Linked DNA regions of Homo sapiens: all the other regions are linked to region 2. Evidence: chromatin loops called from intact Hi-C (ENCODE). Cell type or tissue: endothelial cell of umbilical vein. All regions are shown on one strand.

Region 1 (2,500 bases), 230 kb after region 2:
TAATCTCTACACCTTAGGAAACACTGGTCTAATTTAAATCCTTCATTTTGCAAACTGAGAAATAGGCCCAAAAAGATAGACTGATTTAGGCAGGAGCTCTCACAGCTTCAGTGAGACATCCAGGGCTAGCTGGATTCTGCCTGTTTGTATATAGTTCTTTTCACAAGGCAGGAGTGATGCACATTAGAATTTTAAAGACTGCCTTTGCTACTGTAACAAAGATGGCACCCTTTTGTGATTGGTTACTTGTTTCCCTGGCACTGCAACTACACAGTGTACAAATGGATTGAGGGAGGAAAAGTGGTAAAGAAAACCAATTCTCAAGGACCTCAATGTCAATTTATATTAAATCTAGCACAGTGTTATTTAATCTGGACAATCTTAAATCTAGGTATGTATTCTTTATATACAGCTAATATGCAATTCTAAAACCAAAGCAAATTCACAGATTCTATTCAAACAAAACTACAAACCCAGTAATTCTAATTAGCAACATTAATTAACATGACAAAGGATCTTGTTTTGCTAATGTAAATCATAGCTTGAAACATAAAATGGAACTCACTGCTATGGCTTTTTTGCCTTGCCTTTACTTCCATATGTGGGGTTTTGACCTTGTTATCTCACTGATATTCTTTCTTCAAACTACCATTTCATTTGGACTGTGCGTTGTAATATCATTTGGCCTTCACTTGACTCAAACTTAATATAAAACCCATTGTAAGCTCTGGCCAGGCACAGTGGCTCATGCCTGTAATCCCAACACTTTGGGAGATCCAGGCAGGAGGATCGCTTGAGGCCAGTAGTTCGAGACTAGCCTGGGCAATATAGTAAGACCCTCTCTCTATAAAAAATTTGAAAATTAGCTTTGCATGCTGGTACATGCCTGTAGTCCCAGCTACTCAGGAGGCTGAGGCAGGAGGATCCCTTGAGCCCAGAATTTTGAGCAGTAATTGTGCTACTGTACCCCAACCTGGTTAACAAAGTGAGACCCCCATCTCTAAAATAAAATAAAAATAAACCCAATGTAAATTCTGAAATCATGAGACTGCATGTTGGTTGCAAGGTGGATACACAGCTGACTACCACTGAAAAAAAAAAAAGAAAGAAAAAAAAAAGACTTAAAATTTCTCATAGAAATTCCCAGATCCTGAAGAATATGTCTTAGGTACCCTAGGGGTCCACAAATCTGAGTTTGAGAAACTGATTCAAGAAACAAAGAATTTAGCTTGTGTCAAAAGGCCAGGTTTCTAGTCTCACTCTGCCCTCTGCTGGCTGTATGACTTGGGCAAACCCTCATTTCCACATCTAAGGTGCTCATTTAAAAATAGAGGTCCCTTTCAACTTTAAAGTTCTAAGATCCTATAACTATGTAGAATTTATTAAATAAAATGTTACTTGCATACATAATTACATATAAGTTGTAAGGAAAGTTCAAGAACTTCAAAACATTTGTGTTTGTATTAAATTCAGAGTGTGTTTGTATTAAGTGCTATCATTACACTTAGGGCGTTTTCTAAAAACATAACCTGGGTAAGAGTTGCCCATACTTCTTAGCACCAGAAGAGGGGGATGTTTTTATTTTTAGAATTGTCCTGTATTCAATTAAAAAATGTTTTTCAGCTGGGCATAATGGCTTATGCCTATAATTCCAGAACTTTGGGAGGCCAAGGCAGGTGGATCACTTGAGGCCAGCAGTTCAAGACCAGCATGGGCAACATGGTGAAACCCATCTCTACTAAAAATACAAAATTAGCCTGACATGGTGGTGCACACCTGTAATCCCAGCTACTTGTTTGGCTAAGGCATGAAAATTGCTTGAACCCGGGAGGCAGAGGTTGCAGTGAACCAAGATCATGCCACTGAACTCCAGCCTGGGCAACGGAGTAAGACTCTGTCTAAAGAAAAAAAAAATGTTTTTCAGTTATACTTAGATTCCAAACACATGAATCAAAACAATAAAATGATTAGGGCTTTTGGAGAGAAATACTTCTCCAGACGCAGTGGCTCATGCCTGTAATCCCAGCACTTTGGGAGGCAGAAGTGGGAGGATCCACTGAGCTCAGGAGTTCAAGACCAGCTAGGGCAACATAGTATGACTCTGTCTCTACAAAAAAAAATTCTTATTTAGCCAGGCATGGTGGCATGTGGCTGTGGTCCCAGCTACTCAGGAGGCTGAGGTGGAAGGATCACTTGAACCCTGGAGGTCAAGGCTGCAGGGAGCTGTGATCACACCTCTGCACTCCAGCCTGGGCAACAGAGTGAGACCCTATCCAAAAAACAAACAACAAAAACCAGAGAGAAAATAAAATAAATCCTCACAGATAAAAAGAATTGAGTAAAGAAACAATATATGAGGGAAACAATGAATGATTTTGAATTAAAACTTGTTTCAAAATATTGAGGATAGCATTTATTTAGAAGGAAGAAATTCTAAAGCAAAAACCACACACTACTATGAAATAAGCTTGGTTTAAAAAAATAAAAAGGAAATAAAGTT
Region 2 (2,500 bases):
TAATGGCCCCCTGCCGTTCTAGCTCTGCAGCGTGGCACCATCCCTTGTTCCTTTCCCTACACTCCTTTGTAAACAATTTCTTTACTAAGCCTTCCTATAGCACCTCATTTGAGAAGCTTTCTGTTTCCTGATGGAGACTGCCTGCCAAACAATCCAAACAGTAGCTTTAGTTAGCCACTTTTTGGTTCCTAATGTGATGCTAACAGGAACATGGGTGAGAGTACTGGACAATGATGATGATAGTCATGGTAGCAACAAAAACAATGAACTTTTCTTGAGTGTTTATTAAAGTCAGACACTATTTGTATTAGTTGACATGCATTAACTTACTTTCGGCCCACGACCCCTTAGTGAAGAGCAAGGAAGGAAGCCTCTAAGATGACCTCAATCACCAGGGCGAGCTGATATTCATATTTATGTGCCACACTCTTACCTTAAGTGTGGGTTGTATTTAGAGACTTGCTTCTAATGAGTAGAATACAGCACAGTGATGTGATGTCACTTTCAAGTTAGGTTACAAAAAGACTGTGGCTTCCATCTCACGTGTCCCCTCTTGCTCAGTCACTCTGAGGGAAAACAGTTGCCATGTTGTGAGCTGCCCCAGGGAGACATCCACATGGCAAGGAACTGCTCTCTCCAGCCAACAGCCAGTGAAGACCTGAATGTTGAAACAGCCATGCAAGTGAACTGGAAAGTAGCTCATCCTCCAGTCAAGCCTTGAGACTTGGCTGGCACCTTGACTGCAGCCTTGTGAGAGATCCTGAACCAAAAACACCCAGCTTAGTTACCAGATTCCTAACCCACAGACACTAGGAGACAATAAGTGTGTAAGTCACAAGTTTTAGAGTAGTTTGTTACACAGCAACACAAAATGAATACAAAGGGGGGTGCCATTATTATTGTCCTCATTACAGATACAGAAACTAAGGCTTAGATACCTGCCCTAGGTCACACTGGAAATCAAAAAGGCAAGATTGGTAGCCAGACAACCTCACTGAGCACTGATGCTCTTAACCATTGCGCATGAAACAGTCTATGAGGGAATTTCTTTATAAGAATTAGCTACTTCCGTTTTTGTATATTGTCATTGGAAGTACAGGCTGCTACCAACATTTTGGAGAGCAATTTAGTAGTATCTATCAAAAAGTGCAAACACTTCCATCTTGCAATTCTGACTACCTAATGGAAGTTACTTCTGTGAGTCAGGATACTAAGAAGAATGTAGATGCATGAGCATTTAAGAGCACGAGTGTTTATTATGAATTTTTAAAAGACATATAACTGGAAGTAACATAAATGTCCACTAAGAGGCGCTTTGGTTGAATTATGACACATTATACAGTAAAAGACTATGCAGTTCTTAAAAAAGAATGAGGTTGATTTATATTTAGAGAAATGGAAAGACAACCCTTGTTACCTGTGGTAGGCAGAATTCTAAGATTTTCATCCCCTGGTGTATGCACACTTTCTCTCACTTGTTCAGTCAAACACTGATCTAGATGCTGCCGTGAAGGGATTTTGTAGATGTGATTGGAGCTGCATTTAAGATAGGGAGATTATCTTCAATGGGCCTAGCATAATCAGCTGAGACCTTAAAAGGAACTAGGCTCTTCCAGGCAAAAGAGACTAGAAGTATGAGAGGGATTCCACATGAGGGAGATTCTCTGTTGCTGGCTATGAAGACGAAAGCCATGTTGCAAGGAATGCAGGTGGCTTCTAGGAGCTGAGAGCAGTCCCACAGGTGACAGCCAACAAGGTAACAGGGTCCTCAGTCCCACTACCATAAGGAATTGAATTCACAGGGGCCAGTGACCTGAATGAGCTTGGAAGTGGATTATTTTCTCCAGCACCTCCACATAAGAACTCAGCCCACCTGTGATACCTGTGAACTGAATCACACCATGTCCTGACTTCTACAGAGCCATGAAATAATAAATGGATGTTGTCTTGAGCTGCTAAATTTATGGTAATTTGTTACACAGCAACAGGAAATGAATGCAATAGATTATTTAGCGGAAAAAGAAAAATAAATTAGAAGAAGATGATGTACAATATAATCACATTCACCTGGCTTTCATTAAATATTTGTTGATGAAGAAAAATAAAAATACATAGAAAAAAAGACACAGGGAAGAATATATACCCTACCATTAGTGGTTATCTCTGGTGAATGGGATTGCAGGAGACTCACTTTCTATATTTTATGCTTATGGAATATTTGAATTGTTTAGAATGAGAACTATTTTTAGTAAGGGAAGAAAATGATAAAGTGAAAATATTTACTAAATTTGCTATCTCAGACTAAAGTTTAAATTTTATCTTGTTCAACTCTTACTGTCTTAAGTCTTTTTTTGGAATACGGTGTAGTGTAAATAAGTAAAATATCTAGCTCTCAAGAGCTCAGTCCTTTCAGTTTTGGATATATCTATTAAATATATGCTGAGCATTTTTTAGGTGCAAAGCAGCTTCCTTCCTTCCTTCCTTCCCAACACATCCTGAT
Region 3 (2,500 bases), 82 kb after region 2:
GCGATCTCGGCTCACTGCAACCTCCGCCTCCTGGGTTCACTCCATTCTCCTACCTCAGCCTCCCGAGTAGCTGGGATTACAGGCGCCCGCCACCACGCCCAGCTAATTTTTTGTATTTTTAATAGAGACGGGGTTTCACCGTGTTAGCCAGGATGGTCTCGATCTCCTGCCCTCGTGATCCGCCTGCCTCAGCCTCCCAAAGGAGAGGTGGAACCTTTAAGAGATGATTAGGTCCTGAGTGCTCTGCCCTTATAAATGAATTAATGTCCTTATCATGGGACTAGGTTAGTTATCACAAGAGTGGGTTCTTGATAAAAGGATGAATTCTGTTTCCTTCCTTCCCTGCCTCTCATTGTGCATGCTCTCTTGCCTTCAGCCATGGTAATGACACGGCAAGAAGGCCCTCACCAGATGTGGCCCCTCGACCTTGGACTTCTCAGCATCCAGAACCGTATCTGGCCTTTTCATAAATTACTCAGTCGCCAGTATTCTGTTACAGCAGCACAAAACAGACTAAGGCAATGTATTTTTTCTGAGCCCTTAATTTAAAACTTCTTTACTGCAGTATCTCTTCACATGTGGTACTAGAAGTGTTAGCACTAAGACCTCGGGGAAGAGAAGCCAATTTAGCTCTTCTACTGGCCACAAATCCAACAATACCTAGTCAATTCCTTGTTTTAAGAGATGGCTTCAAGCAGAATAAACTCTTCCTAAGAATTTATAACTATAAAGCGCAGAGTTGGCTCTAGGTGGACCAAGACTTTTCCGGGACTGACATTGATTGAACATCTGTTAAGTGTCATTCAGGCATCCTGCCAGCATAAAAGATGAGTAAGATGGGGCCTGCGTGTCAGGCCCTCACTGTCTAGAGTTGTGTTGCCCAGTGTGGTAGTGGCTCTGGAGCACTTGAAGTGCTGCCAGTAGTAAAGTAAACACCAGTTTCTGAAGACTTCTTGTGAAAAAAAGAGTATAAAATACCTAATTCATAGTTCTTTTCAAATGTTTAGTACATGTTATAATGATACTATTTGGGGGGATTTTCATTGGTTTTTTTGATACTATTTTTGAAGTAGTGTGTTAAAAGAAAATATTACAATCTCACCTATTTACTTTTACTATTTCTAACATAGCTCGTAGAAAATATAGAATTGCACACGTAACTCAAATTATATTTCTACTGAACAGTGCTGATCTAGAAAAAAGGGTCTGTTCTTTTGTTGGTTGGACTTTTATTTTTACTTTTTTATTGCCACTAATAATGGGTGTTCAGATTTTGAGAGTTTACTCCTTTTCTGGGAAGAACCACTTGTTCTTTGACCATTGTAGGGGAGCCCTCATTCTATCCAGTTTCTCCAAGAGCAAAAGAAATTATTTTGAGAAGTAAAAGGTAACTTCTGTAACTCTGTAAGTTACCTCTACAAGTCTGAGCATTTTTACACTAGATTAAGCAAACCTCTTTAACAGCCTCTAGTGGATAAGGAAGGGAATGAGCCACAAGTCTTTTTTTTTTAATGCTTTTTGTTATGGAAACATTTTAAATATATATGAAAAGTAGACAGAACTGTGTAACAAACTGCTGTGTACTCCTCACCCAGCTTCAAGAATGGCTATTTCATGATCAATTTTGTTTCATTTGTACCCCTACCCACTTTCCCTCCTTTTCTATATTACTTTGGAAACAAGCCCAGGCATCATATTTCATCCACAAATATTTCAGTATATATCTCTAAAAGTTAGGGATTCTTTGTAAAATACAATATAACCACAGTAACATTATCACACCTAACAATTATCAATATCTTAATATCATTAAATATCTGAACAATATCCAAATTTCCAATTGCCTCATTTTTGTTTTTTAGTTTATTTGACTCAGGATCCAAGTAACATCTACACGTTGCCTTTTGTTTGTTTGTTTGTTTGACACAGAGTCTTGCTCTGTCGCCCAGGCTGGAATGCAGTGGCGTAATCTCGGCTCACTGTAACCTCCGCCTTCCGGGTTCAAGCAATTCTCCTGCCTTAGCCTCCTGAGTAGCTGGGATTACAGGTGCGCACCACCCCACCACGCCCAGCTAATTTTTGTATTTTTGGTAGGGACAGGGTTTCACCATGTTGGTCAGATTGGTCTCGAACTCCTGATATTGTGATCCGCCTGCCTCTGCCTCCCAAAGTGCTGGGATTACAGGCGCGAGCCCCTGCGCTGGCCCACATGTTGCTTTTGATTGCTGTACCTCTTGAGTCTCAGGCTCCCCTCGCTCTTACTGCATTGGCTTCATGCTCAGTCTCCACGTCTATAATGTGGGTATAATACTGCCATTCCAGCCCCACACCTCTAATGTGGATAACATACTACCAATTCAGCCCCACACACCTTAGAATAAGTCTCACTACATCTCCTTGGTTCAAAAGTAGTCTCTGAACCAGTCACTGCAGCCAGGGAACCCAAGGCTTTAATTAGCCAGGGCTGGTCACTTTCCATTCCTGGAGTCAGAGTAGAGTT

What was found. Hi-C counts contacts between places; a loop is a spot of excess contacts. Peaks named below come from ENCODE experiments on the same cell type or tissue, not always from the same donor. Only the 100,000 strongest peaks of a DNase experiment are listed, where the experiment ranks them.
Region 1: it touches region 2 in a loop (12-fold over the local background); 92 of 110 quality-filtered maps call a loop at or near these places.
Region 3: it touches region 2 in a loop (8-fold over the local background); 52 of 110 quality-filtered maps call a loop at or near these places.

What each region holds. Positions count from the first base shown.
Region 1 is chr2:174,461,730-174,464,229 of GRCh38, reverse strand. All of the region lies in intron 7 of GPR155 (G protein-coupled receptor 155), which reads left to right. Among named protein-coding and RNA genes, the nearest start is that of GPR155, 24 kb to the left of the region's middle. In endothelial cell of umbilical vein, a CTCF peak has its summit at 1,278 (motif pointing left); a DNase peak (open chromatin) is centred at 1,269.
Region 2 is chr2:174,687,078-174,689,577 of GRCh38, reverse strand. No RefSeq gene overlaps it. Among named protein-coding and RNA genes, the nearest start is that of CHRNA1, 76 kb to the left of the region's middle. In endothelial cell of umbilical vein, no CTCF peak of the experiment used is centred here; a DNase peak (open chromatin) is centred at 1,307; H3K27me3 peaks cover 246 bases.
Region 3 is chr2:174,604,860-174,607,359 of GRCh38, reverse strand. It overlaps a transcript of WIPF1 not described here. Among named protein-coding and RNA genes, the nearest start is that of WIPF1, 8.3 kb to the right of the region's middle. RefSeq lists enhancers at 589-678, 689-738, 1,654-2,153, 2,154-2,500. In endothelial cell of umbilical vein, a CTCF peak has its summit at 1,492; no DNase peak of the experiment used is centred here.